Regions from separate parts of the Homo sapiens genome. Here region 2 is linked to region 1. A link is a loop called in an ENCODE intact Hi-C map of the cell type or tissue named here. Cell type or tissue: mammary epithelial cell. All regions are shown on one strand. Links, peaks and the distances in the headings refer to the core of each region. The heading gives the core; the rest is flanking DNA. Region 1 overlaps TNRC6A (trinucleotide repeat containing adaptor 6A). Region 2 overlaps LCMT1 (leucine carboxyl methyltransferase 1).

Region 1 (16,765 bases), core at 4,540-9,539:
AAAACTACAGTTTTTCTCTCTCTCTCTCCCTCTCTCTCTCTCTCTCTGGTTTTGTTTCTATCTCCCAAGAGTCACGGTTCTCACAAACCTGGCTTGCTTTTCATCCACAGTAGCTGCAGGAGACTGTGTGGGTTAAGAACCCAGAGATGGGGCTGGGCATGGTGTCTGACACCTGTAATCCCAGCATTGTGGGAGGCCGAGGTGGGCAGATCACTTGGGCCCACGAGTTTGAAACCAGCCTAGGCACCATGGTGAAACCCTGTCTCTACAAAAATTAGGAAAAAAAAAAAAAAAAAAAAACTGGGTGTGGTGGTGTGCACCTGTAGTCCCAGCTACGCAGGAGGCTGAGGAGGCAGGATCACTTGAACCCAGGAGGTCGAGGCTGCTCCTCCCCCTCCCCCTCCCCCTCCTCCCCTCCTCCTCCTCCTCTTTTCTCTTCTCCTTTTCCTTCTCCTTCTCCTTCTTCTTTTCTTGTTTGTTATTTTTTCCAGGCTGGAGTGCAGTGGCACAATCTCGGCTCACTGCAACCTCCGCCTCCTGGGTTCAAGCGATTCTCCTGCCTCAGCCTCCCAAGTAGCTGGGAGTGTAGGCACCTGCCATCATGCCCTGCTAATTTTTGTATTTTTAGTAGAGACAGGGTTTCACCATGTTGGCCAGGCTAGTCTCAAACTCCTGACCTCAGGTGATTTGCCCGCCTTGGCCTCCCAAAGTGCTGGGATAACAGGCATGAGCCACTGTGCCAGCCCACTTCTTAATACTAAGGTTTTTTTTTCTCTATTCATGAAAGTCCAGTGTAGTTTTCCAGAGACTAAGTGGCATGAGATGTAGTAACAGACTGAATATAGAAACAAATATGAGATTCCAGCTGTCTTCTCTTAAACTGGGCATTAAAAAGATTTGTAAAAACATAAAACGATGCCACTGTTTCCAATAAATCTTTTGGGAAAATATGGGATTTTTAAAAAATAAAAAATTATTTAACATGCAGTGGATTTATTATTCTTTAAAAAAGCAGTACGTGGGCCAGGCATGGTGGCTCACGCCTGTATCCCAGCACTTTGGGGGGCAGACCACCTGAGGTCAGGAGTTTAAGACCAGCCTGGCCAACATGGTGAAAACCCATCTCTACTAAAAATACAAAAATTAGCCAGGCGTGGTGGTGCGCACCTGTAATCCCAGCTACTTGGGAGGCTGAAAAATCACTTGAACCCAGGAGGTGGAGGTTGCGGTGAGCCAAGATCGTGCCACTGCACTCCAGCCTGGGCAACATTAGGAGACTCCATCTCAAAAAAAAAAAAAAAAAAAAAAAAAGCAGTACATATTTATAATTGTTTATTAATTTAAATGTCTGATATGATAAATATCTATAGCTATCATCCACATAACAAAAGGTCCTTGGAGTCCTTGGTGTTAAGAGGTCTGTGACCAGTTTTAGAACTTGTGCTCTATGGCCAACTTGTATGAGCCTGTGTACCTAGGAAAACTCTTGTAAACATTATGTCTAAACCGAAAGCCACATAATCGGTTAAAAGGTGTCTTCTGATGAAAATAGACCCTTACCGGAAAGCCTATTTATGGCAGTAGATTCTGTTGGGGTACAAGCTGTTTATATCTCAATAAACCTTGCCAGTTAGTGCATAGTACATAGTAGATTGTTAATGAATCAACAAGGTCTTTAAAAATTAATCATTAAACACTTTAACAGTAGGTCAACCATGGCAGAGAGGTTAAAATTTGGAGTGTGACTTCAAGACACTTGGAGATTACTGGAGTGGAACAAGATCCCGTGGAAGCCTGTTGACCAAAAACTTCCAGCAGCACAAATCTGGGTTATAGCAGGTGACTTTACTGATAACCCACTGTCATGGGCATTTGTGGCAAGTTCCAGCGCGGGGGCAGTTGCATGGCATGTAGGTAAGTACCTGGGCTCTGCCTTCAGTGTTTAGCTAAATCCTGGCTCTACTGACTTCGTGACTTATGGTAAGTATCCCCATTCACTGCCCTGTGTGTCAGTCTACCCATTTGTCAAATAATTAGGGCTGCTATAAGGATTAAATAAAATAATGCTCTGGGGTGGGAAATGGCCAGCAAAACCTGCCCTCCTCCCTTCCTGGGCACAAGGCTGATTGCACTGGGCAGCCCCGATTTGTGTCTAGCTGTGGCTAACTCTTGCCAGTGGAATGAAAGGGACTGTGATTCACACAATTTCTGCCTCCCGTGATTAAGAGGGAGCTCCCTGCCCTTGTCTTCCCCTCCTTTCTGACTTCTTTTTGGTCAGGATGGTGACTGAGTCCCCTTGCAGGCTGTGTGTAAGGAAAACAGTAGAGCTGCTAGCAGCCTGGGTTCCTGTTGGAACAGAGAAGCCACTGACTTGGAGCCTCCCCGTGGACCGAGACATGGAACAGAATGAATTTCCTTATTTTAGCCGTGTTATTGCTGAGTCACTTGTTACAACAGTGCAGGCTTTCACCCTAAAACATTCATGCACATTGTTTCCAAGTGTGGCTGCTCATGATAAGGGCTGGGTAAACTTTGCTATTAGGACCCTGCTGTCTTGCTCTAGAAGGATACAGCTACTCCAGTCTCAGCACAGGAAAGACACACAGAACACCTTTTTTTTTTTCTTAAGATAGGGTCTCATTCTGTAGCCCAGGCTGGAGTGCAGTGGCACAATCTTGGCTCACTGCAACCTCTGCCTCTTGGGTTAAGCAATTCTCCTGCCTCAGTCCCCTAAGTAGCTGGGATTACAGGTACACATCACCACACTGGCTAATATTTGTGTCTTTAGTAGAGCAGGGGTTTCACCATGTTGGTCAGGCTGGTCTCGAACTCCCGACCTCAAGTGATCTGCCCACCTCAGCCTCCCAAAGTGCTGGGATTACAGGCATGGACCACCACGCCCAGCCACACAGAACATATTCTGACTCTTTTGCAGCATTGCAGAGACACACGCTTTGTCTTTAGACTTCACGGCTCAGTAGGTGTGTGACGTGGGCAAGTTACTTCACCTCTGCAAATCTGCTTCATTATCCGCTAAACGAGGGAGAAATAACAACACCTCCTTCACAGAATAGTGGCGAGCCTTCAATGAGGTAACACCTGTAAACTGTTGAGCTTTCTTCCGTAAGTGCTAAATAACTGTGTGCTACTATTTTAATGACCATCTTCCGTATTCCTAGTAGGGAGCAGATCATAAATTGCCACCTGTTGAAGTTGTTCTGAATCCGGGGTTGGTCGCTGCATCTTGCAGGTGTTTTGCCCAGCAGGATGATCACCTGATAGTGAAAAGCATCTGGTTTTCAGTCCCAGGGCCTTCCTGTCCCCACATAGCCAAAGCCCACGGGGAGTTAGAATAAAACAGAGAAGGCAGATATGGGACCTGTTGGCTACACCTTAGGAAATGTCTGTTCTCATGGTGTCTGTTGATGTGGCTACAGCCTAGACCTTAATGCAAGCCTGGCTCTAAGAAGCAAATTGTCTTGATTGTTTTTTTTTTTGTTTTTTGTTTTTTTTGTTTCGTTTTTGAGACGGAGTCTTGCTCTGTTGCCCAGGATGGAGGGCAGTGGCGCGATCTCTGCTCATTGCAATCTCTGCCTCCCGGGTTCAAGCGATTCTCCTGCCTCAGCCTCCCGAGTAGCTGGAATTACAGGTGCCCCCTAACACGCCTGGGTAATTTTTGTATTTTTAGTAGAGATGGGGTTTCACCATGTTGGCCAGGCTGGTCCCAAACTTCTGGCCTCAGGTAATCCACCCACCTAGGCCTCCCAAAGTGCTGGGATTACAGGTGTGAGCCACCGCGCCCAGCCCTGATTGTTTCTGTTTGTTTGTTTTGAGACAGGATCTTGCTCTGTCACCCAGGCTGGAGTGCAGTGGCATGCTCACAGCTCACTGCAGTCTCGACCTCCTGGGCTCAAGCGATCCTCCTGCTTTAGCTTCCTGAGTAGCTGAGACTATAGGTGTGCGCCAACTCACTTGACTAGTTTTTTAATTTTTTTGTAGAGACAGGTTCTATGTTGCGTAGGCTGGTCTCAAGCTCCTGGGCTTAAACGATCCACCCGCCTCGGCCTCCCAAAGTGCTGGGATTACAGGCCTGAGCCACAATGCCCAACCTCAAATATTTCATGGGTTACATATTATATCATCGTCTCTAATGTCGTCTAAATTCTACAACTTTCATTATCATAATCACCCACATCCATAATAAATAGTAGAGGGGAGGCTTTAGTGACATTCCATTGACTAAAGCAAAGGCGAGCAAACCATTCTCTCCATCTGCCAGGCCGGATCTGGCCCACTGCTTGTTTTTATCAATAAAGTTTTATTGGAACACATCCATGTTCATTTGTTTACCTGTCATCTCTGGCTCTTTTTGTGCAACAATGGTAGAGCTGAATACCTGTGACAGAGACCACATGGCCTGCAAAGCCTAAAATATTTACTACCTGGCCCTTTACAGAAAATACTGCCCTTTGACCCATAGCGTCTCCCTGTGAGGTACCGTCTCCAGAGTCCAGGGAACTGGAAGGAAAAACCTTCAAACTCTCCCATTCCCATTCCCACTCAGAAGTTGCTAAAACCCTCCAGGAAGAAACGTGAATTCAAAGCAACTGTCTGCTAACAAAGGTAAATCCTTCTCTGGAGCCCTCCAGCTTGACTAACAGCCCATTTGCCATCAACCTGGTTATTATGAGAATTTCAATTAAATATAATCCTTCTTCTCTCTCTCTCTTTTTTTTTTTTTTTTTGAGACAGAATCTCACTCTGTTGCCCAGGCTGGAGTGCAGTGGCACCATCTCGGCTCACTGCAACCTCTGCCTCACGAGTTCAAGTGATTCTCATGCCTCAGCCTCCGAGTAGCTGGGATTACAGGTGCACACCACCAAGCCCAGCTAATAAATATAATTCTTCTATGTGTGTGTCTAAACTACTGAGAAAAAGCACAAACAGGACAGAATTGTGAACAAAGCACTCTCTTGAGGCTTTTCTCTGTTAGATACTTTCAAACGTAAAAAACAGGCCAGGCGCAGTGGCTCACGCCTGTAATCCCAGTCCTTTGGGAGGCCAAGGCGGATGGATCGCTTGAGGTCGGAAGTTCGAGACCAGCCTGATCAACATGGAGAAACCCCATTTCTACTAAAAATACAAAATTAACCATTGCACTCCAGCCTGGGCAACAAGAGTGAAACTCTGTCTCAAAAAAAAAAAAAAAATTCCAAAATAATTTTGCCAAGGGAAGAAGCCAGACACACAAAAAGTACATACTCTGATTCATTTACATACAAATGTAGAATCCGGGAACAAATTTCTTGTGATGGATATATGTTTGCCTGGGGATGGGAAAGGCAGGAGGGAGGGGTCACAGAGGGGAAGAAGGAAATTTCTCGGGGCGATGGTGATATGGTTTGGCTGTGTCCCCACCCAAATCTCATCTTGAATTGTAGCTCTCATAACTCCCATGTGCTGTGGGAGGGACCTGGTGGGAGATAATCGAATCACAGGGGCAGTTTCCTCCATACTGTTCTCGAGGTGGTGAATAAGTCTCACGAGATCTAATGATTTTATATGGTTCCCCCTTTCACTGTGTTCTCATTCTTTGCCGGCCGCCATGTAAGATGTCTCTGTGCTCTTCTGCCATGATTGTGAGGCCTCCCCAGCCATGTGGAACTGTGAGTCCATTAAACCTGTTTCCTTTATAAACTACCCAGTCTCGGGTATGTCTTTATCAGCAGTGTGCAAATGGACTAATACAGATGGGTATGTTCGTTCTCCTGTAATGGTTTCATCGGTTATGCCTGTGTCAAAACTCTTCAAATTGTACATGTATGTGTAGTTTATCATGTCATTTCTACCTCAACAAAGTTGTTTTAAGGAATCATAAAAGTCTTTATATAAATGGGTTCTTATGGAAAAACATGGACCAACATTACATGAAAGAAGCCGTGGTTGAAGTTGAGATGGAGGATTAGGGGCTGGAGGGAATTTCTTGGCTTCTGTGGGCTTCCATGAAATTGTGAATGCACTACAGATTATAACGGTGGTGTGGCAGTATTTGAGTGTCTTGGTTCCCCTTATAAGTACTTTTTTTTTTTTTTTTTGAAAGAGTCAGGGTCTTGCTCTGTTGCCCAGGCTGTAGTGCAGTGGCAAAATCATAGCTCACTGCAGCCTTGACCTCCCAGACTCAAGCCATCCTCCCACCTCATCCTCCCAAGTATCTTGGACTATAGGTGTGCACCACCACATCTGGCTAATTTTTGTAGTTTTTGTAGAGATGGGGATCTCACTCTGTTGCCCAGGCTGATCTCTAACTCCTGGACTCAAGCAATCCTCCTGCCTTGACCTCCGAAAGTGCTGGAATTACAGGTGTGAGCCACTGTGCCCAACTTCAAGTACATTCCTATATTTAAATGCGTATGTATTTCTTCATGGAGCTAAATATCGGCACTCTGTTTCTGCTATTCAGTGTTAAAATGTCTGGAATGTACTCCTGGATTCAGCCATTCCGCAGATATTTCTTAAGTGCAAATGTGTGCCAGGCAGTGTTCTAAGCTCTGGGGGTTAAACAGAAAGTGTGGCAGGTCTATCCTCACTCTTGGGTCTTCATTCTCACTCTCTAGGGGCTTCTTCTCCCAGCCTAAGATCACACTGCAGTGTTTCTCAAACTATGAACTAGAGCTACACACAAAGGCTTTTCTGACCTCTGTCTCCCTCTAGCTGCTGCACTGGCTTCCCTTCTTTCCCTCCACTGATCAGTTCCTGACAGTTTACACTTGCCACTCCCTGTGGGGCGCACCCGACCTCCTTGCAGGGTGGAGGCATTCACTGCCTGACTGCTGGGAGAGTGTGGCAGCCAGCTCCCAGCTGAGTCTCCCCAAAAGGAATTGTCCTTAGCCAGAGGAAGGACAATTCCCCTAAATCCACAGCCTAAATCCAGTGCTTGGTCAGTGGGGTGGTCCCTGTCCTTCCTTGGGTGCAGAGCATATTTGAGGGACATCCCAGCTGCACAGCTCCCTGAGAGGTTGGCTGAGGCCTCTGTTGCGACCTCACTGCAGCTCAACTTCTCCCTCTGCCCTGTCCTGCCTCCCTTCCTCCCTTATCAATGTACTCTGAGGATATTTTCCAATAAGCCACCTCCACTCAGATCTGCACCTCAGAATGTGATTCTTGGGAAATCCAATCTACACCACCACCTTCATCTCCATTATCCATTAACCCCTCACCCCACTGGGACCTGGCGTCTGCCTCTACCCCAAAAATGATCTCCACTGTCACAGAACCATGCATGGCTTTCCCCATAGATTTCTTGACAGGCAGCATTTCAGACCATGGCTTTCTCCTTCCCTGAAATTTCCCCTCTCCCCAGATCTGAGACTCCACTCTCTCATGTTGTCCATGCCCAACCCTCACCTCATCAATGCCTCTTTGAATCTTTGACTCTTCCTGCTCAGATCTCTAGTCTCCTTTCTTCTTCTCAAATTATGATATTTCCTGAGCCCTCATTCTACATGCTTACCCATTTCCATGCCTCAGCCATCACCTGTGATTTACAAACCCCAAATTGATATCTCTATTATTGGTTTCTTCCTTAAACATGCATCTATCCATCCATTTATCCATCCATCCATTTATCCATCCATCCGTCAATCCATGCATCCATCCAACCATCCAGCCATCTATCCATTCATCCATCCATCCATCCATGCATCCGTCCATCCATGCATCCGTCCATCCATCCATCCATCCATCCATCCATGCATCCATCCATCCATCCATCCATCCATCCATCCATCCATCCCTGCATCTGTCCATCCATCCATCCGTCCATCCATCTGTCCAACCATCCATCCATCCATCCGTCCATCTGTCCATCCGTCTGTTCATCTGTCTGTCCATCCATCCATTCATCCATGCATCCAACAAATATTTTCAGTGCTCTGAGCTAGGTGCTAAGGATACAGTGGTGAAAAAATATAGTGTCCTCACCACTTAAAAGCAGCTGTCAACTGGACAGCTCCACTGGGCTGTTTCCCAGGCTCCTTGATACATCATATTGCACACCCACCTGCCACTCCCTGCACCAGGAAACCCACTCTTATCCTCCAGGGTCCTCTCCCTTAGCTAGTAGTGGTTCACCAAGTCAGAAACGTGAGATTGTCCTAGACTCCTCTCCTTCACTCTCCACAGACCCTAGCATCCATCTCATTGGCTCTTCATGCATTTAGCTCTTCCTCGCATCTCTATGCTACAGCCCTGATTCCGGCTTTTATAAATTCTTGTCTCAACTTCCAAATTAGTTTCCCAGCTAGCCTCAAGGCCCAGACCCTTCCAGTTCCTGCTCCACACCCTCCTAGAGGGGTTGGTTAATGTTCGCTCTTCAAGCACGTCACCCACCTTGGATCCCTTTTCTACCCCTCCTGACTGTGCTCGGTGCTCCATGAAGCTGATTGCTGTGGGTTTCAGGTGATATCACCCGGCTCTCCTTGCTTCCTGGCATCCAGTTAGGTTTGACCGTTCAAGCAGGCTGGGCGTGGTGGCTCACGCCTGTAATCCCAGCCCTTTGGGAGGCTGAGGTGGGAGGATCACTTGAGCCTGGGAGGTTGAGGCTGCAGTGAGCTGAGATTGCACCACTGCACTCCAGCTTAGGTGACAGAGTGAGACCCTGTTTCAAAAAAAAAAAAAGACACCTCTTGATAGCCGTTTATATAGATCTATCTCATTGTCTTAGTGGCTAAACATTCCGGCTTCCGGATGAAGTATAGTTTATTTAACTGTTCCCTTCTTAGAACCAGCACTACTAGTTGTTCCCCAATATCCAGTCTCTCCTTCTTCCCCAATAGCAGAAGTGTCACATCTAAGCTGGGGACAAGACATTCAGAATAAAGACTATGAGTTGCAGCCTTCCTGCTCATGTGATTTTCTTCTGCCCAATGGCATGTGAGCATAGCTGGGGGTCATGCCCTTAGTGGGGAGGAGCATGCTCTCCCCATCCCTCTCTTTCTCCACTGGCTGGGATGTGACTGTGGAAGTGAGATATCTGTGCCTCTGCAGATGAAGACAGTGTTGCAATGATGGAAGGCGTCTTGGGTCCTTAAGTAGAGCGAGGATACCAGCCCTGGACTCCTTACAGCCAGACATTCCATGACAACAGGTTGGTCTAACTCCAAAGACCACATTAACCAATAACCAGTAGCAACTTCCGAGGGCAAAGAAAAGCACGTGAAAAGATCTCGTCCTCTGTTATGCTCCCTGACCTCGGACACTCACAACTTTGCCGTTTCTGCACGTTGCCTCAACTGTTATTTACCTAACAGCTTCTTTCAATTTAGCCCTCTTCTAAAATACAACAGAAATGTATTTATTTAAAGGAAAACTAGCTGGGCACGATAGCTCATGTCTAATCCCAGCACTTTGGGAGGCCAAGGTGGAAGGATCGCTTGAGCCCAGGAGTTCGAGAGCAGCCTGGGAAACATAGTGAGATCTCATTTCTACAGGGAAAAAAAAAAATTAGCTGGGCATGGTGGTGTGTGCCTGTGGTCCCAGCTACTCAGGAGGCTGAGGTGACAGGACCTCTTGAGCCCAGGAGGCCGAAGCTACAGTGAGCCATGATCATGCCACTGCACTCCAGCCTGGGGGACAGAGTAAGACCCTGTCTCTAAACAAACAAACAAATAAAAGGAAAACTTGGCAGGACATGGTGGCTCATGACTGTAATCCCAACACTTTGGGAGGCCAAGGCAAGTGGATCACGAGGTCAGGAGTTCAAGACCAGCCTGGCCAAGATGGTGAAACCCTCTCTTTACTAAAAATACAAAAATTAGCTGGGCGCGGCAGCAGACACCCGTAATCCCAGCTACTCGGGAGGCTGAGACAGGAGAGTTGCTTGAACCCTGGGGGCGGAGGTTGCAGTGAGCCAAGATCACACCATTGCACTCCAGCCTTGGCAACAGAGAAGACTCCATCTCAAAAAAAAAAAAAAAAAAAGAAAAAAAAGAAACCTTAACAGACCATTGTTTGCCATATCCAACAGGGAGTGATGAAAAACCCAATAAAACCAAACAATGTTATTAAATCAAAAATTAAAAACAAAATGAAATACAGGTACCTAAAAAATAAGTTCCCAAAGAGAAGAATGGGCCTTTTGTTGCTTATGCAATAACGACCTGTAGTCATTGCTAGTACCCATAACCTTTAACTTTATGCCTGAAAAGTCCATTTTAATCACTTAAGATTTAATCACGTGATCTCATTTTCATCACAGTGACTCTAGAAGATGCAATGATGGCAAGGGGCTTGGGTTCTGGTGCCACAGCAGAACTGGGGCAAAACCCCCCGCAACCTGCACCTTGGGCCTCCCGGGATCAATGGCTAGGCCTCACCACAGCACAGGGTCCTAAAGGGTCTTGGGGTCACTTGCTGAGATGATTTTTTTTTTTAACTTTTTGTTGTCAACTTATTTACTTCTCTGCCAATATTCAAATAGGTAAGCATTCATAAAACAGCAAAAAAAAAAAAAAAAAAAAAAAAAAAAAATTCCTCTAGAACGGCCAAAGAATCTGTTCTACTTTACTTTTTAGAAACCTGGAAACCAGGAGCTCTGGCATTTGTGGAATAGCAGCATTGAAAATATCTACGATAGGCTGGGCTCAGTGGCTCATGCCTGTAATCCCAGCACTTTGGGAGACCGAGGTGGGCGGATCACCTGAGGTCAGGAGTTTGGGACCAGCCTGGCCAACATGGTGAAACCCCGTCTCTACTAAAAATACAAAAATTAGCTGGGTGTGGTGGCGCACACTTGTAATCCCGGCTACTCAGGAGGCTGAGGCAGGAGAATAGCTTGAACCGGGGAGGCGGAGGTTGCAGTGAGCCGAGATCAAGCCACTGTACTCCAGCCTGGGTGACAGAGTGAGACTCCGTCTCAAAAAAATAAAAAATAAAAAAAACCTCCTATATCAAAAATATCATTTGATGATCATTACTACATAAGAGCTTTGTTCACAGTGTTGGGATAATTGCAGATTCACATGTGGTTATAAGGAACAATACAGAGATGTCCTGTACTCTCAACCCAGTTCCCCTCAATAGTCACATCTTGAAAAACTATCATAGTACAATATCACAACCAGGAGACTGACAGTCATCTGGTTCACTGACTGCATTCAGATGTCCCGGGTTTTACTTGTATTCATTGTGTGTGTGTGCGCACACACACGTGTGCACGTGTGCATTTAGACATGAAGCAGGAAAACAAAGTGATAGCAAATTGTAACGTGCTATAAAAAAGTAAAGGTTTTAAAACATGCTGGGGCCCTATTAAATCAGACTGTCTGGGGTGGCGCCTGAGCTTTGGGGTATTTCCAAGTGGTTTTAATAGACAGCCAGGCCTGGGTAGCACGGCCTTAGCCTTGGAGCCCTGCCCTCATTCCTTCTCTGGGGGTCTCACTCTATTGCCCAGGCTGGTCTCTAACTCCTGGGCTCAAGCGATTCTCCTCTCAGCCTCCCAAAGTGCTGGATTACAGCCGACGGCCACCGCACCTGACCCAGTGGTCACCTTTCACTGTCCCCCTTGCCCACTCTGTCTCAGACACCCTGGGCTCCGGGCTGTTACCTGAATTGTCCTTTCCCCAAGCTGGGCTGTTGCTTCCCATCTTTCAGGTGTCTGCTTGGACGCCACCTCCTCAGAAAGGAGTATTTTACGCCAATGCTCAGGCCATCTTTGGTGGGTTCCGAGCAGGGGTGACCAGGGATTGCCAGTGTGCCACGGGGTCCCACTGCCCCCATTCATCTCCCAGCCTCTTGTCTTCACAGTAGTTCTCTGTAGATATGGGGGCAGTGGTTGAGGGGTGCTTTCCACAGAATATGGAGCCAAAGCCTTAAAGCAAGAGCCCCCCCAACCCCCAAACCTCCCAAGGCCCGGGCTCAGCACTCCTGGGGGAGGGAGGGGTCTGTCGGGTACAGGAGAGGATTGATTAGATAAGGCAGAATCGCAAATGCGTAGAGCTCTCCCTCTGCAGTGTCAGTGTCCCTGGAGCACATCTGACCCCATCAGGCAGGAAGTCTCCACATGGTGAGAGCACGACTTTAACCTCTCCTGAACCCTTTCTAACCTCTCTTCTCACCTTTGATAAGTATATCTACCCAGAATGGAATACATTTTGTTTTTATTTCTTGTATAGCTCTCTTTTATATATGGACACTGATTTTCTGTATAAGGTAATGATATCAACTTTCCTTTATAAAGAAATTGGAGGAGTTGATTAAACAATTTTTTTTAAAATTTATTTTTGATCTGAGTGTCTCAGGTTGAACATGTTGCCCAGGTTGGTGTCAGACACCTGGGCTCAAGCAATCCTGCTTCAGCCTCAGGGATTATAGGCTCGTGCCTCTACGCCCCGCAGAAGTTGATTTTATCACTATGAAATCGATAGAAACCCAGGCGGTTCAGGGATGCAGCAACATTGTAACAGTCTATGTACTGGATTCAGGTCTGCAGATTAGGTCCTGGCATCACTTGGTTGGAATTGCAGACTGCTGTCCTGCTCTCCCTGCAGGCTGGAGCGACCTGGAGTCAACTGTTAGCCAGGACAGGGGTCTCCGTGGGCTTCGACAGGGCCCTTGAATTCAAGGCTGGGTCAGCCGGTGGGAGTCATTCTCTTGCCCCTTTGCCGGGGCTCAGCCAATAGGACTCCCTGCCACCTGTCATCTGTCAGCACAGCTCTAAGGAACCTCTTCAGCCCTGCTTCTTAGAGTGGTACTGGGTCCTGACTGCACCCTGCTGTGGTGTGGTTCACCTTCTGGAAGCATCAGACTTTCTGAAGAAAAGCAATTTAAGTGGCTATTTGAAGCCGTATTTTTAGAGGAAAAGATGTGGAGCAGAATGCAACATTCACATTCAGCTTAACCTAAAATTCTTAAGCTTTAAACTCTGCCCCTGGATCCCAGGGGGGTCCGCATGCTGTGTCCTCTAGCTTTGGGGGTATGTTGGTGGACAACTTGAGACACTGTCCACCAGTGCAAATGGCACTGTGGTTTTCTGTTCCTAGGGCCAGGCTGGAAAGCTCTGAAAATAACACTGCACTTGGCAGGGCCAGGCACGGTGGCTCACACCTATAATCCCGACACTTCAGGAGGCCGAGGCAGGCGGATCACTTGAGCCCAGGAGTTCGAGACCAGCCTAGGCGACCTGGTGAAACCCCATCTCTACTAACAACAACAACAACTTAGCTGGGCGTGGTTGCTCATGCCTGTAATCCCAGCACGTTGGGAGGCTGAGGCGGGCGGATCACTTGAGTCCAGCAGTTCGAGACCAGCCTGGGCAACATGATGAAACCCCATTTCTAATAACAAAAAACAAAAACAACAACAGCAACAAAAACTTAGCTGGGCGTGGTGGCTCACGCCTGTAATCCCAGCACGTTGGGAGGCTGAGGCAGGCGGATCACTTGAGACCAGCCTGGGCAACATGGTGAAACCCTGTCTCTACAAAAAATAGCTGGGCGTGGTGGTGCACGCCTGTAGTTCCAGCTACTTGGGAGGCTGAGGTAGATCACTTGAGCCTGGGAGGTTGAGGCTGCAGTGAGCTGAGATTGAGCCACTGCACTCCAGCCTGGGCGACAGAGTGACACTGTCTTAAAACAGAATAAAACTTTTGAAAAAGCACCTGGCATGTAGAGAACCCTTAACACACCAATGCCGTTACCCTCCCTCCCGTTGGACCATGTAAATACCTATTCATGCAAAGTTCCGCCAGGGCTGAAGGCCTGGTCTCTGTCAAGGTCCATATGGGTTCCAGTTCTGGCTTTTGTTCCGAGACACCCCTCTGCACATTTGAAATCAAAGGGTCAGCAGGAAAAGATCTGAACTTTGGAGAAGAGGAAAAACCAATTAAGTCCCAATGCATGGAAACGATGCCTTAGCCAAACGTTAAGATGGTTTGCTCAGTGCAACCTCAATTTGTCATCCCCCCAACTTTTTGAGACTGGGTCTCACTATATTGCCCAGGCTGGCCTCGAACTCCTGAGCTCAAGTGATCCTCCTGCCTCGGCCTCCCAAAGTGCTAGGATGACAGGCATGAGGCCACCATGCTTGGCCATCCCTCAGTCTTGATGCAAATACTCCCCCTTCATCTCAGTCCCTACCTTCATGCCATTCAACCTGAATTTGATCCTCTGGGTCAAGGGCCCCAATTTGACCTTGTCGTCATTCCCCGGTTCATCCACCTGCACAAGCCAACAGTGTGGCACTACCACAGTCTCCTGTCCTCAGGTGTCAATAGGTGACAGCTCAGCTATTATTCCTTGCAATATTTATTCAGCCACTATCATCGATCTGAGAAGGTGGATTACAAAGACTAGAGAGAGCCTATTCAGCATGTGGTGGCCTAGCACAGTTCCTTGAAATGATGGAAGGAGCTAATTACTCTTGACTGGGGAAGGAAGTCCAGGGCAAGCTGCCCTCCAGTCTTTGAGGGTGGAAAGCATAGCACCGCAGAGAAGTTGAGGTTCATTAGAGCTGGGAACACACCCAGGGGAGCAGAGCAAGGAGGGATATTTGAAAATGTGTAAATGCCTGAGGCCAGGCGCAGTGGCTCATGCCTGTAATCCCAGCACTTTGGGAGGCTGAGATGGGCAGATCGCTTGAGCTTTGGAATTTGAGACCAGCCTGAGCAACACAGTGAAACCCCATTTCTATTAAAAATACAAAACTTAGCCGGATTCGGTGATAGGTGCCTGTAATCCCAGCTACTTGAGAGGCTGAGGGACGAGAACCGTTTGAGCCTGGGAGGCAGAGGTGACAGTGAACTGATATCCAGAGTGAAACCCTGTCGAAAGAAAAAAAAAAAAAGAAAGAAAAAGAAAGAAAAAAGAAAAAGGAAGAAAGTAGAAAGAGAAAAGGAAAAAAGAAAACAAAGAAAAAACGTGTTAAGTGCCTGTGTTAAAAAGTTTACCCTGACTCTTGGTGGCTCTGCGTGACTAGAAAGCCCCGAGCCATGGGCCCAGCATGGTCAGCTGCAGGTCTGTGCCAGACAAAGGGCAGCATCCAGGCACTGGCAGTCGGGATTAAGACCGAGAAGTAAGGGTGGCTTAGGGAATAGAGCTGTATTTATTTAAGGACTAGGCAAAGATCCAAACCACTTTAAAAAATTTTAAATCAAACACTTTATTTCCACATAACAAGCGCAAAAAACTCCCAAACACTTTAACAATACAATTAACGCAGTTATGAATTATATACTACTCAAAGCCCCAAGGTCAGAAGGTCAATCAGCTTAACGCTCCAAACATTTCCAGACATGGTTTTTCAAAGCTACCTTTGGTTTTTGGAAAAACCAGTATGGAAGTCAATATACATTGAACGCACTGAATAACATTTGCTTATAGTAAGGTGTCCGACAACATTAGCTCACACCTGGCAAGTTGGAGCATGATCTGAAGTCATACACTGAAATCCATACACAGGTTTCGCCCCCGAGCTCCTGCAGGGAGAAGCGAGGGCCGTGAAGGGGGAAGAAAAGGCCAGTCCGGGTGTGGCGTTTCTCGCTTTGTAACAGAGGTATGAGAGTTTAACACTAGTACACTGTCAAGTCATTAAGCTTCATGTTCCACATGGTTTCTTGCTGAGGCTTGAGATGGGCACAAATGGTGGGGAAGATGAAGTCACAGAAGAGTTTTGAGCAACAAGATCCCAAAGATGCTCAGAGAGGGTGGGAAGGAGCAAGCTACAGTTTCCCATTGTTCTCACATTATTTCAGGGTGAAATTGTGATGAGTTCAGATAAAATGTTCAAATATTTGCTTAGATTTTTAATCGGTTGCTCTATGAGAACCCTCATACATAGCAACTTTGAAACTTTCATTATAAAAAAGAGCCTACAAATAAATTCACAAAAAGGAGACAATTAATGTTGAGCAGCCAAAAAGTCATGGTTTATTATATCTGAAGAAATTTCATAATTCAAACACAACCAAACTGTACATTTTACAATCACATTCTATTTGTAAACAGTTAAAAGCCACTGACTTCTTTTGCATCTTAGGACACAAACAGTTAGAATCAAGGCAATGATATGATGGCAAATTCTGTACTGTTAAAATTTTTACCCTTGTTTAGTCTCTCTTCTTTGACTAAGCAAGCATTATAATACCATTTGTGGGCAAAAAAAGGGGGGAGGAAAGAAAGTTTAAAATGGTGTAACTCGTTAGTTTGCAACAACATTTAAAATTTTCTTTATACAACAAACAACTCTGTAAGCCCAATACCTTGGTTACAGTATGCATAGTTACTGATTTCGGCTTTAAGGTACAACAGTTAAACATTAACACAGTCACGAGAGAGCAGAAACATATGGAGCCACTTGATGGGATTACAAAAAATTATTACCTATTGATTATTAGCAAACCATCATCACTCACTAATAAAAAGACAGCATCTGAAAGCAGAATGTCAAACTCCAGCTTTAAGCGTTTTTTTGTTTTTTCTTTTTTTTTGGCAGAGAAAATTCTTTAACAGAGCAATATGTAGTATCAGTGCTAAAAGTTGGGGTTTTTCTTTTTTTCCTCTAAGAAACTACAAGGAATTTTTTTTTTTTTTTTTAAACTGGGGAACTGGTTTTCCTGAGAACCATGCTCTTTGATTTGGGACAGGAATAGAAAAACAAAAGAACATGGCCAAATGCTGCTCCTTTTTCCCAGAGATAGAAAGCATCTTTTAAATCATCCTCCATTTTTTTTTTGTCTTTTACATTTTTTTTAAATGATGGAAGAGTAAACATT
Region 2 (5,000 bases), core at 1-5,000, 300 kb before region 1:
GCTCTGTCACCTCCAGCCCAGACTGTCCCAGCACCCCCTCTGGTGTCTCAAAGCTGCACGCTGCTGTGTACTGCACTATCTACTGCAGGTGGCCTTCTGCAGCTCTGCACACTGCTAAAACTCAGCAAGAAACAAGGCACTCTATAGCCTGGCCCACCTGCCCAGCCTCTCCCCCTCTCCACTTATCCCAGAAATACAGAACTACTTTTTTAAAACAAAGAAGACTGCTGACATCCAGAACCTGGTGATGGCTTCGCTGGTAGAGGATGGGATGGAGGAAAAGGAAAGTTAGGGTGACACCTTGTTTCTGACTGGAGCAACTGGGCAGGTAAGAGAACCATTCATGGAGACAGTAACAAGAGATGGAGCACAGGTATAGAGGGACAGATGAATCCCGGGGGGGTGAGTGCGGCATAGCAGACCTCCTGTGGACAGCATGATGGGGGCAGAAATCACCAGTAACCATATCCTAGTAGGTGAATGACCCTTAAGAGCAAACATCAGGGCTGAAAGATACAGCACCCTCCCACATAAAGACCAGTCCTCTGCTGGAATCCCAGGGGACCCAGGCTGGGATTTATCTTTTTAAAACAAAAAAGGACGCCAAGTACAGTGGCTCACACCTGTAATCCCAGCACTTTGGGAGGCCCAGGCAGGAGGAGTGCGTGAGCCCAGAAGTTCGAGACCAGCCTGGGCAACACAGCAAGACCCTATCTCTACCAAAAATACAAATTAGCCAGGCATGGTGGCTTGCACCTGTAGTCCCCAGCTACTTGGAAGGCTGAGTTAGGAAGATGGCTTGAGCCTGGGAGGAGGAGGCTACAGTGAGCTGAGATCATATCACTGCACTCCAGCCTGGGAGACCGAGCCAGATCCTGTCACAAAAGAAAAAAAAAGAAAAAGCCATCCAAGGAGACTTGGGCTCATGAATCTGAGCTGATCACACTTAGAGGTATAGCCCATGCCTGCTGGGTAGGGTTATGCAGAAGCTATTTCAAGATACTTGAGGGGGGCCAGGTGCAGTGGCTCACGCCTGTAATCCCAGCACTTTGGGAGCCTGAGGCAGGTGGATCACCTGAGGTCAGGAGTTCGAGACCAGCCTGGCCAACACTGAAACCCTGTCTCTACTAAAAATACAAACTATTAGCTGGGCATGGTGGTAGGTGCCTGTAATCCCAGCTACTCGGGAGGCTGAGGCAGGAGAATTGGTATGGGTAGGGGGATATGGAAATAACTTTCACTAGGAATTTCAATTTCTACAACACCTTTTAAGAACTTTTACTGACAGCATATGGGAAGTTAAGGATCACCTAAAATTCCAGAAGACAATGAGAACAATTAAAGGTATATAAATGAAAGACAGCATAGTGCCCTGCAGCTCTTATGGGACTTCTTCCTTTTTAAAGAGCTTTCCCATGCATTAGAACCTTGTAAAACTTCTGAATAAGAAGTCAGAGCAGAGAAAGCTTACAAAAGGCACACCCGGAGCGCTTAAGAAAGACATCCTGTGGGGCGCGGTGGCTCACATCTGTAATCCCTGCACTTTAGGAGGCTGAGGGTGGTGGATCACTTGAGGCCAGGAGTTCAAGACCAGCCCGGCCAACATGGTAAAACCCCATCTCTACAAAATAGCCAGGCACGGTGGTGCGCATCTGTAATCCCAGCTACTCGGAAGGCTGAGGCAGGAGAATCGCTTGAACCTTGGAGGCAGAGGTTACAGTGAGCTGAGATCACACCACTGCACTGCAGCCTGGGCAACAGAGTGAGACTCTGACGGGTTGATGGGTGCAGTAAACCACCATGGCATGTGTGTACCTATGTAACAAACCTGCACATTCTGCACATGTACCCCAGAACTTAAAAAAAAAAAAAAGATATCCTGTTTCTTGAGAAAGGGGCAAAATGGCTGTGACAAGTGATGCTTCAACTTCTTCTTCTGTGATTCTTGATGGCCCTTTTGATATTTCACTCCAAATAGCCTGCATGCAACTGACTGGTATGGAAGACACCGAGACTGGGAACAGCTGCCACAGGGCAGGAGGAATGGGGCACCCAAAGGGGACTCGACATGGCTGACCACCTCACAGACTGCCAAAATTGACCCTGCTTCCCTCCACAGGGAGATGGAGAAAAGTAGGCTGTAGGGATCCATTGGTTCCATGGAAACAGAATTCTGGAGACACCAAGAAATGGAGGCCCCTTAAAGGGTTTCACTCACCCATTATTCCTTTCCTTTTTTTTTTTTTTTTTTTTTGAGACAGCATCTCGCTTGGACACCCAGGCTAGAGTGCAGTGGCACGATCTTGGCTCACTACAGTCTCGACCTCCGGGGCTCAGGTGATCCTCCCACCTCCACCTCCCAAGTAGCTGGGACCACAGGTGTGCACCACCATGCCTGGCTGATTTTTTTATTTTTTGTAGAGATGGGGTTTTGTCATGATGCCCAGGCTGGTCTCAAACTCCTGAGCTCAAGCAATTCAACCACCTCGGCATCCCAAAGTGCTGGGATTACAGGCGTGACCAACTGCACCTGGCCCCTTTATTCCTTTTTTGTGACAAGACTAACTCTTCTTTGTCCTGTTCCTGCTCACTGCCAGCAGATGGGAGTCTTTAACTGTACAGTCTTGGGCTCCTGAGATTTTATGGAATAAGCTCACACCCATGACTCACAGCTAAACCTCTGCTGGTGCAACCTAGGAACCATTCCGGCTGGAAGGTGCATGAGACACTAAGACCCACAGACAATGTTTTCGCTACACTTTTAGAGACACACACATACCTCTAAAACAGAGATTGGCAAACTGCTTCTGTAAAGAGCCAGAAAGTAAATATTTTAGCCTTTGCAGGCCAGATGGTCTCTGTTGTAACTACTCAACTCTGCTGTTATAATTGTCATATGGCTGCTGAAGCACAATATGCAAACAAATGGGAGTGGCTGCCTTCCAATAAAACTTTATTTACAAAAACAGGCTGTGGGCCAGATTTGGCCCTGGGCTACAGTTTGTAACACCTGCTCTAAAAAAGCAAACAAATGTTATATATATATATATAGATATATATTTTAAAAGAAACTTCAGACCAAAAAAAGGCCTTCAGCCCAATATAATTACCAATCAAAACCAAAACATTTCCACAAAGAACTTTCAGACACTATACAGTCTTCCTTCCTCACTACTGACTGACTGCCTTTTTCTTAGGAGGGGTACGTAAGCCTCAGGTTACTTTGCTCATAAATAAGAGGCTCAGATTTATTAATTATTAATCCATCTACAAGACGGGAGAAAAAAAACAAATTGCGTGACAAGTCAACGGGGTCTCAGGTCCAATGGCAGGATCTCTCCAGCGGCCTGTTAACACTGACATAGCACATTCTCTCACACTGTACTGTGCTCTGGTTCCTCACACCACACCATGGGACAACTCATTACAAAAACACAACAGGTCAGCCGAGCATAGTGGCTCATACCCATAATCTCAGCACTTTGGGAGGCTAAGGCAGGTGGACCACTTGAGGCCAGGAGTTCAAGACCAGCCTGGCCAACACAGTAAAATGCTAGCTCTACTAAAAATACAAAAATTAGCTGTGCATGGTGGTGAACGCCTGTAATCCCAACTACTGGGGAGGCTGAGACAGGAGAATTGCTTCAACCCGGGAGGTGGAGGTTGCTGTGAGCCAAGATCACACCATGGCATTCCAGCCTGGGTGAGAGAGTGAGTAAGACTCTGTCTCAAAAATAACAATGACGGAAAAACAAAGATACAACAGATCTACAGAAAAGGGAAGGTCACCCTCCTGAAAAACCACAGAGGCTGTGTGCAGGGGAAAGAGGAAGAAATCCGGAGTTTAATGGGCAGATAACAATGCTTGATCCCTGCCCCAGAGCCTCTGGCTGCAGGATCCTGGAAGACAATCTTGCAGTCTCATTTCCCTCATCTGTGTAAAACACCCTTACAGAGTTCTCGTGTTAATTCATGAGGTCATATATGTAAAAACACTTCATGATGTTAGTGATTATATCTTGAGAAGAGAATGCAGAGGCAAAGAAATACCCACACTCTGTTGAAGTCACTGATTTCTCACTTCAATAAGAGAAGGGTTGAGAGCTCTGATGACCAAAGACCTTCATATCAGGTGAACTGATTAGGGGACAAAACAGATAAGTGGGTCTTGGTCAACATCCGCAAAAAATCTGGAGAAATGCACGTTCCCATTACTGTCACATGACGGACCTGACAGAAGAACCAAGCAAAATCTGTACAAACCTACAAAAAAAAAATGCAATTAGTGAGGACTTTTTTTTTTTTTTTTTTTAAGAGACGAAGTCTCACTCGTCGCCCAGGCTGGAGTGCGGTGGCATGATCTCGACTCACTGCAACCACAATCTCCTGGGTTCAAGCAATTCTCCTGCCTCAGCCTCCCATGTAGCTAGGATTACGGGTGCCCACCACCACACCCAGCTAATTTCTGTTTTTAACAGAGACAGGGTTTCACCATGTTGGCCAGGCTGGTCTCTAACTCCTGACCTCAAGTGATCTGCCCACCTCAGCCTCCCAAAGTGCTGGGATTACAAGTGTGAGCCACCATGCCCGGCCAATTAGTGAGGACTTTGTAGGGAAACGGTTTGGCTATTAAAATCTAAGCCCAGGAGGCCAGGCACGGTGGCTCACGCCTGTAATCCCAGCACTTTGGGAGGCCGAGGTAGGCAGATCACAAGGTCAGAAGATTGTGAGCAGCCTGGCCAACACGGTGAAACCCCGTCTCTACTAAAAATACAAAAATTAGCCAGACATGGTGGTGTGCACCTGTAGTCCAAGCTATTCAGGAGGCTAAGGCAGGAGAATCGCTTGAACCCGGGAGGTGGAGGCTGCAGTGAGCCAAGATTGTGGCATTGTACTCCAGCCTGGGCAACAGAGGAGCAAGACTGTCTCAAAAAAAAAAAAAAAAAAAAAAAAAAAAAACCTAAGCCCAGGAGCCAAAGACCACACTCCAGTTTTCTTTC

The links. A loop is a pair of places that touch in the nucleus more often than their neighbours do. Peaks named below come from ENCODE experiments on the same cell type or tissue, not always from the same donor. Only the 100,000 strongest peaks of a DNase experiment are listed, where the experiment ranks them.
Region 2: it touches region 1 in a loop (19-fold over the local background); 2 of 110 quality-filtered maps call a loop at or near these places.

What each region holds. Positions count from the first base shown.
Region 1 is chr16:24,824,591-24,841,355 of GRCh38, reverse strand. It overlaps TNRC6A (trinucleotide repeat containing adaptor 6A), which reads right to left. Exons shown (of 25, transcript NM_014494.4): 25 at 15,138-16,765. Among named protein-coding and RNA genes, the nearest start is that of SLC5A11, 13 kb to the left of the region's middle. RefSeq lists an enhancer at 6,554-6,848. In mammary epithelial cell, for the core only: a CTCF peak has its summit at 6,711; no DNase peak of the experiment used is centred there.
Region 2 is chr16:25,133,345-25,138,344 of GRCh38, reverse strand. The region is part of intron 3 of LCMT1 (leucine carboxyl methyltransferase 1); the gene reads right to left. Among named protein-coding and RNA genes, the nearest start is that of LCMT1-AS2, 13 kb to the left of the region's middle. In mammary epithelial cell, for the core only: a CTCF peak has its summit at 2,602 (motif pointing right); no DNase peak of the experiment used is centred there.